Regions from separate parts of the Homo sapiens genome. Here all the other regions are linked to region 1. Evidence: read pairs that join two places in POLR2A ChIA-PET (ENCODE). Cell type or tissue: HepG2. All regions are shown on one strand. Region 1 has its middle 6.1 kb from the start of SRY. Region 2 overlaps LINC00278 (long intergenic non-protein coding RNA 278). Region 3 holds the start of ZFY (zinc finger protein Y-linked).

Region 1 (2,500 bases):
GCAATTGACCAGCTGATGTGTGTTAGAAATGCTCAGGGTCACACATATTCATTGAAAGCCAATTTAAGCCACTATTTAAATTTAAACCGATTTAAACAATTGGGCTTTTTTTTTTTTTTCTAAAAAAAAAAAAAAGTCAATTAGGCCAGGCGAGGTGGCTCACACCTGTCATCCCGGCACTTTGGGAGGCCGAGGTGGGTGGATCACAAGGTCAGGAGTTTGAGACCAGCCTGGCCAACATGGTGAAACCCTGTTTCTACTAAAAATACAAAAGTTAGCTGGGCATGGTGGTGTGTGCCTGAGGCTGTGAGACTGAGGCAGGAGAATCACTTGAACCCAGGAGGCGGAGGTTGCAGGGAGCGGAGATCATGCCACTGCACTCCAGCTTGGGCGACAGACCAAGACTCTGTCTCAAAAAAAAAAAAGAAGAAGTATATTGGTTCCGTCTGGAAAGGTGGAGCACTTGAAGCAAAGGCAGGAAGACTGGAAGCAGGGAGAGGGTTTTCAGGTCACAAACAGGTGAGAGACAAAACAGTTGCCTTCTTTTGAGTTTCTGATTAGCCTTTCCAAAGGAGGCGATCAGATACGAATCTGCCTCAGGGAGCAGAGGGGGGACTTTGAATAGAATGGGAGGCAGGTTGGCCCTAAGCAGTTCCCAGCTGGACTTTTCCCTTTAGCTTAGTGACTTGGGGGTCCCGAGATTTATGTTCCCTTCACAGTGTATGAGTGAGAGCACTTGGAAACTGAGAGTGGAAGTGTCGCAGGCCAGGTCTCACTAACACAGGCCCCCACAACACCTGTTTCAGTATTGACTGAGTGGTTAAATATTAAAAGCCAGTGCTGTTATACAAAGGCTGGAATGTAACAAAAGCCCACCGAGAGTTTTTCCCAGGACTTTCCCGGGCCTTAAAGCATGACAAAATAATGAATGAATTCTTAACAGGACCCATTTAGGATTAAACAAGTTTTACTGGGGGTCTGCAGAAACTCCCCAGGCCTCCACAAACAAGTTTATTGGGGCTTTGAAGGAACTCTGCAAACCTCCTGGATTTAGCAGGAGACAACATGAGGGTAATCACCCCGGCACCTGGACCCATTAGATTAAGTCAATTTACTGAGGCTCCTGAGGAAGATCCTCAGGACTCAGACCTTAGTTATAGATTAAAAGAAGTTAAGGCCGGGCGCGGTGGCTCACGCCTGTAATCCCAGCACTTTGGGAGGCCAAGATGGGCGGATCACGAGGTCAGGAGATCGAGACCATCTTGGCTAACACCGCGAAACCCCGTCTCTACTAAAAATACAAAAAAATCAGCCGGGCGTAGTGGCGGGCGCCTATAGTGCCAGCTACGCCGGAGGCTGAGGCAGGAGAGTGGCGTGAACCCGGGAGGCGGCGCTTGCAGTGAGCTGAGATTGCGCCACTGCACTCCAGCCTGGGCGACAGAGCGAGACTCCGCCTCAAAAAAAAAAAAAAAAAAAAAAAAGTTAATCATTTATGTCGTTACATAAATGGGCACTTACACATAGACGTATAGCTCAGAAGGTATATAAGCTCTATAAAACTTTATCATTTTGAGTGGGTCTGGTAATATTATCTACATGCCTTCTCCCTGTAACCACTTGTAGAAATAAAAACTCTCTTCCTTCTCAGTTCATCTGCATCTCATTATTGGGCCACAAAAAAATAGCAGCCTGACCCTCAATTTGCTCAGGAAAGACAAGGGGACTTGGGAACACTCCTTACACTTCAAAGAGAAGGCTCAAGGCCATTAAGAAAGACCTGTTGGGGTGCCATCCTTCCATCTGGCTTAGTTAGTTCTTAAAAAGATTTACATATACCTCAAAAAACAGAGGGGAAAATACTAGTTTTCTAAAGGTAGTACTCTAATGAAAAGTAGGAGGAAGGATTACTTTCTTACCTGACAACAAGGAAAACTCAAATTACATAGATTTTAGACTTACAAAAATTTTCTGGACAGATATGAAGAACATTATTAAACTAACAAACAGCAATCCAGAACTTTTTTTGTTGTTGTTTTTGCTAAACGTATTTGTAGTTCTGTTAATTTCCTTACTGTAATCTACCAACTTTATGTGATCTCTGTCTAAAAAGCAGAACTTTCTGGTCATTTCTAAAGAGCATAGAGATTTTAAGGAACATCAGCAATATTCAAATTTAAGAAAACTGATTATAACTTAGAAATTCTGAGGAAGAAGAGTAATGAGGGGTAACTTGTTCTAGCAGAAAATCAAGTATATTTTTATAACCACTTTAATTATTTTAACTACATACCTTCATTCTGTGGTTAAAATTTAAGACACTAACAGTTCCAAATTTTGGTGAGCATGTATAGCAACGGAAAGCTCAGACATTGCTGTGGCAGTGTGAAATAGCACAAAAACCCTGGAAAATTCTTGGAAAGGTACACACAAAATTAACTGAGCTGAAAATTTCACTCCTAGATGTTGGCCCAGGTACATTAAAAACAGATGTCCACTTAGA
Region 2 (2,500 bases), 220 kb after region 1:
GTGAATTGTGCTGTAAATGGGAGGAAATGGGAGGGAAGTTGTTGAAACCCACCCCATTAGAATGCATGTTAAACAACTTTAAGAAAGATTATGTGGGGGATTATGGGATCAAGTTGACCCCCAGAGGTTGAGAACTGTCTGTGAAATAGAGTGGTCCTCTTTCAGTATTGGATGGCCGGCCGAAGGAACTATAGATGGGGAAATAATTGGCTGTGTATTTAAGGTGGTGACTGAGGTCGGAGGACAGCCTGGACTTCCAGGCCAATTTCCTTATATTGACTCACGGCTGAATATAATTCAAACTCGACCTGTATGGCTAGAGCCCTGCCTGGCAGCTTATTGCAGAACACTGGTAGCTCGAGCTGAGCCAAAAGTGAAAGAGAATTCAGCTTTACTGTCAGCTACAAACAGAAAGGAAAAACCACAAGAAAAACCAGTTTTGCAGGAACCACCAGCGGAAATAGAAACCCCTCTCCCCTATGCACCAATCTATCCACCTTTACCAAGCCTGGCCCAATAGCAGCCAGACTCAGATGATGATACACCTCAGGCTAACCCCAAAGTGTGAAATCTGAGCCCTTGCCCCAGGAGGTCAAGGAGGAAGGTCAAAATGATCAAGCAGGCCGCCTTTAATCTGGCTGCAAGAGCTTTGCAGATGCCTCTCTGAGAAACTTGGGGACCCATGTATTATGATGAACAGGGCCAGGTCCAAGGGTGGGCAACCAACTTTCATTTATCACCCTTTTTCAACTATTGATCTCCTAAACTGGAAACACCATACTCCCTCCTACATGGAGAAGCCCCAAGCTCTCACAAAATCTGATGCAGTCTATTTTTGAGACACACAATCCAACTTGGCCAGACTGCAAACAGCTTTTCCTGATGCTGTTCAACACCAAGGAATGCTGAAGGGTGACCTAGGTAGCCCACCAGTGGCTAGAAAACAATGCACTGGAAGGCACCCTTAATGTCCTGGCATATGCACAGGGCCAGTTCCCAGAAGCAGACCCGCACTGGGACCCAAACAAGGAAGCCCAACTACAGCAACTGCAGAGGTACCAAGAGGCACTCCTGCAAGTTTTGAGAAAAGGAGAGAAAAAGGCATTCAATATGGGAAACATTTCAGAGGTGCTTCAGAGAGCAGATGAAAGCTGTAGCCAGTTTTATGAGAGACTCTATGAGGCCTTCCAGCTTTGCAGTCCATTTGACCCTGAGGCTACTGAGAACCAGTGCATGGTAAACGCAGTGTTTGTAGGGCAAACCCAGGGAGACATCAGGCGAAAGCTGCAAAAGCTAGAGTGTTTCACTGGCATGAATGTCACTCAGGTTTTAGAAGTGGCCACCAAGGTGTACACTAACTGTGAGGAGGAGACTCAGGGAAAAGGCCAATTTGCTGGTGGCAGCACTTATGGAAAGGGGGGCGAATGTCCCAAGACGAAGTGGATGTAGGTGCGGACAAGGAAGAGGTCAAATCAGGCAAAGACCCGAGGATCAGGCAGCACTAGATAGGGACCAGTGTGTGGGGTGCAAGAAGAAAGGACACTGGAAGAATGAATGTCCAGAGGGTGATGAGGGAGAGGTGGAAGTAGGGGCCTAAGGGGCCATAACTTTAAGCCTGCCACCATCCTGAATATATGGTGTTAACTCTTGATGTCCCACAGGTGGAAGAATGGAGGCTGTATGCAGAAGGGTTGTCAAAGCTGGGGCTAGATGAGCTGTATGGGTGCCTAGTAAAATTCGTAGAGTGTGGGCTGAAGATAATGCCCCTACCCTCGCTGTGAACCAGATACAAAAGATAGTAGAACTAAAATCAGGAGAAACACTGGTTCGGTTTCGTTATTACCCACTTCCCTGAGAAGCAATACATGGCATTCAAGGGCATTTGAAGTGGCAATTAGAACACAGGATCTTGGCCCGATGACAGTCACTGTAGAACACTCTCCTTTTGCCAGTGCAGAAACTGGGGACTAATGAATATAGACTGGTGCAGGACCTACCTGTTGCAAACCAAGCCCCTGAGGATTCAGGAAGTGGAAGCTACACATAGCTTACTGGCTGCAAAGCTAAGGAAAAGTGGAGCACATGAACTGGACACTCCAGCAGCTATTAAAGAAATATTGCCAAGAAACACATCTAAGATGGGATCAGATCCTGCCCATGGTCCTCCTCTGAATCAGGTGCACTTGCACCAAACTGGGTATTCGCCCTATGAGATCTTGTTCGGCCGGCCACTCCCAATCATAGGTCAAATTAAGGGTGATCTCTGTGAGCTAGGAGAATTGTCCTTAAGAAGGCAAATGCAGGCCTTAGGGAAAGCCATGCAAGAAGTCCATGGCTGGGTATGGGAAAGAACAGCCATAGGACTAACAAGATCAGGGAGAAGAAAAACAAGTTCTTTTCAATCTCTCCCTGAAATTCTCTCCCCATGCCATCATTCTTTGTTCTGCTTGTATAACTATTTTTGTAACTACTTCTGCAAGTTTGCAAGGATTTTGTAAGG
Region 3 (2,500 bases), 150 kb after region 1:
AGGGCGGGGGTCTAAGGGCCTGCAACAATGAGATCTGTCGCCTTGGCTAGGACTGGCGCCGAGAGGCGATAGGTCTCGGGAGAGCCTGGCGCAGGGTGTGGGAGATTAGGAATCCCAGGTCCACCGGAGATGGCAGGGGGTGGCCTGGCCCGGTGCGGGGCCGCTTGCCTGCACGCAACCAACTAAGGCGGTGGTGCGCAAGTAGTGGTGACGGCGGGCGCGCGGAGAAAAGGAACGTTGTGACGGAAACTCCAGCTGCCGGAGACCCCACCGCAGTGAGGTCACTGGACTCCCCGGACTCGGGGCGTGACCGGCGCCGACCCGGGGCGCCGAGAGGCCCACCGGGCGGAGGGGGCCCAACTACCATCCCGCATTTTCCTGGGTCTCTCTCCCGGGCGGTGACGTGACGTGCTGACGGCGGGCCCGTGCCGGGGAGCTGGGCCGCTTTTTGTCAGCTCCGAACTCGGCCCCTCCTCCCTCCCTCCGCCCGCCCTACCAGCCGGAGCCCGGCCCAGTGCTCCAGAGAAAGGCCGTCCTGCAGCACCCGCCGCTGTCGCCGACCGCCCGCACATCCGTCGGGTGAGTCCCGCGTGCCCCCGCGGCCGCGGGGCCTAGTGCGCGCGCAGTAACCTGTTTGTGGCCTGGTCGGCGTCCCGTAGGGCGCCCTCCCGCGCTAGGCCGGCCGGCGTGGCGCTCGGCGCCGAACAGGCCCCGAGGAGGCCGCAGTTAGGCCTAGTGATTATCCAGTTGCCCTGAGCGGCTGCGGAGGTGCGCTCCATAAGCGGGCAGGGTGGGAAAAGTTCGCCCGTTTGTCCGGAAGGCAGTTGATGGACCTGGGGTCGACACCACTGCGGACGCAGGGCACGGCACGGGGGCGAGAAGGCGAAGGCTGCAGGCGTGAGGTGAAGGCCGGAGGCCTGCTGGGCCTATTTTCGCTATGTAAATGTCCGCGAAGGGGAGGAGGGACGGGGGGGCAAGATGGCGGCTGCTAGGCGCCTGCTGCTGGGGAGTATTGAGAGTGTTGTCGGGAGGCGGAGCCGCCATCTTGAAGGCGGTATCTGGAAAAAAAATTCGGTTATGATCCTTGAGGCGGGGATGGGGAAAAGGACGGCGGCGGCGGCGGCAGCGCAGCCTCCGGCGCGACGGCGTGTCTGCGCAACAGGGCGTGCTCGTTCCCTTGGCGGCCCTTGCCTTTGTCGCCATATGCGCGCGTACGTTCCAGACGCCTGCGGCAGCGCCACCTTTCGGCCTTCCCCTCACAGCCCATCCTTGGCTGGGTGCAGTGTCGGCTACGCTTTAGGTGACATGCCGCAGGCGTCCGTTCGGGCGCCGGGGTCATTTCGCCCCTCAGCGCTCCCGGCTCTGTGCCCTTCCGAGAGTCTACAGCCACCCGTTTCAGCAGGTGGCAATTCGGGCATCTAGGCTCACGAGAGCACATAAATTCCAGAAAATTTTATTTTCCCCTAATTAAAGTCATTATGTGGCTGTTCGGGGACCTTCGATGCGCTTATTTTTCAACCATCATTGCCTCTTCGAGGATCTGCAAAATAGAACTGGAATTTATTATGAAAAAGTTATTAGGCACTCGTCCAATAGACAGTACAGTACAAATTATACAGCACGAGGGCAGAGGAATAAAATTTCCCCAAGGCGACTTTTCCCATTTATGTGGAAACACTTTTTTGATGAGCTGTATTTAAACGAGCGAGCTTTTTTTTAGTCCGTGTACTTTTTTTGAGTAAGAGATGGAAAATAGGCAGAAGAGGTATTTTTCTTTTTGAAAGACAATTCATGCATTACTTGTAGGTTCATATACCCATGATGACATTGAGATTTTATTTGAAATTTCTTATACAGTTTCATCTTCAAAATACTTTTGTTAGCATTTTGTACAACTTTGCTGGAAAATTGGAGCACAGTAATGTGAGCGTTGGACAGTGCTAGGTGCTAAGAAAGATTTAAAAGGCTCTTAATGCAGAACGTGACTGCAAAAAGTTTGCTGCGGGCATTTCACAGGAAGGCGAGGTTTCAGTTTGCAAAATTGGGAATCCTGAAGTAGATGGGGTTTAGCTAGGGTGAGGAATGGGAGTAGGAGAGGTCATTACAAGAATGAAATGTCTGTAGAAGATGCAAATATTTACGGTTTTGCTGGAGTGGATAATATAGATAGGAAAGGGATTCAAATTTAGGCTGTAAAAAGTAGATTTTGAAATACATTGGTGGCACACCTCAGTTTATGCTGAGCTCTGGCTGCAGCTGTTACAAAAGTTTAAAGGTTGAGAAGGATTGAGAGCTAGTATAAATTGATAAGTGTTTTCGTTACTGGATGGATGATCAAGAAGGTAGCTGTTTTTTGGCCAGGTGCGGTGACTCACGCCTGTAATCCCACCACTTTGGGAGGCCGAAGTGCGCGGATCACCCGAGGTCAGGAGTTCGAATCCAGCTCGAGACCAGCTGGAGACCGACATAGCGAAACCCCGTCTCTACTAAAAATACAAAA

Evidence for each region. Peaks named below come from ENCODE experiments on the same cell type or tissue, not always from the same donor. Only the 100,000 strongest peaks of a DNase experiment are listed, where the experiment ranks them.
Region 2: POLR2A ChIA-PET joins it to region 1 with 8 read pairs; 1 of 35 experiments calls an interaction of 5 or more read pairs at or near these places.
Region 3: POLR2A ChIA-PET joins it to region 1 with 6 read pairs; 1 of 35 experiments calls an interaction of 5 or more read pairs at or near these places.

The regions. Positions count from the first base shown.
Region 1 is chrY:2,780,305-2,782,804 of GRCh38, forward strand. No RefSeq gene overlaps it. Among named protein-coding and RNA genes, the nearest start is that of SRY, 6.1 kb to the right of the region's middle. In HepG2, no CTCF peak of the experiment used is centred here; a DNase peak (open chromatin) is centred at 1,460.
Region 2 is chrY:3,003,643-3,006,142 of GRCh38, forward strand. All of the region lies in intron 1 of LINC00278 (long intergenic non-protein coding RNA 278), which reads left to right. Among named protein-coding and RNA genes, the nearest start is that of LINC00278, 1.9 kb to the left of the region's middle. In HepG2, no CTCF peak of the experiment used is centred here; no DNase peak of the experiment used is centred here; H3K4me3 peaks cover 699 bases.
Region 3 is chrY:2,934,868-2,937,367 of GRCh38, forward strand. It overlaps ZFY (zinc finger protein Y-linked), which reads left to right and starts at 514. Exons shown (of 8, transcript NM_003411.4): 1 at 514-902. In HepG2, no CTCF peak of the experiment used is centred here; DNase peaks (open chromatin) are centred at 304 and 1,134; H3K4me3 peaks cover 2,500 bases.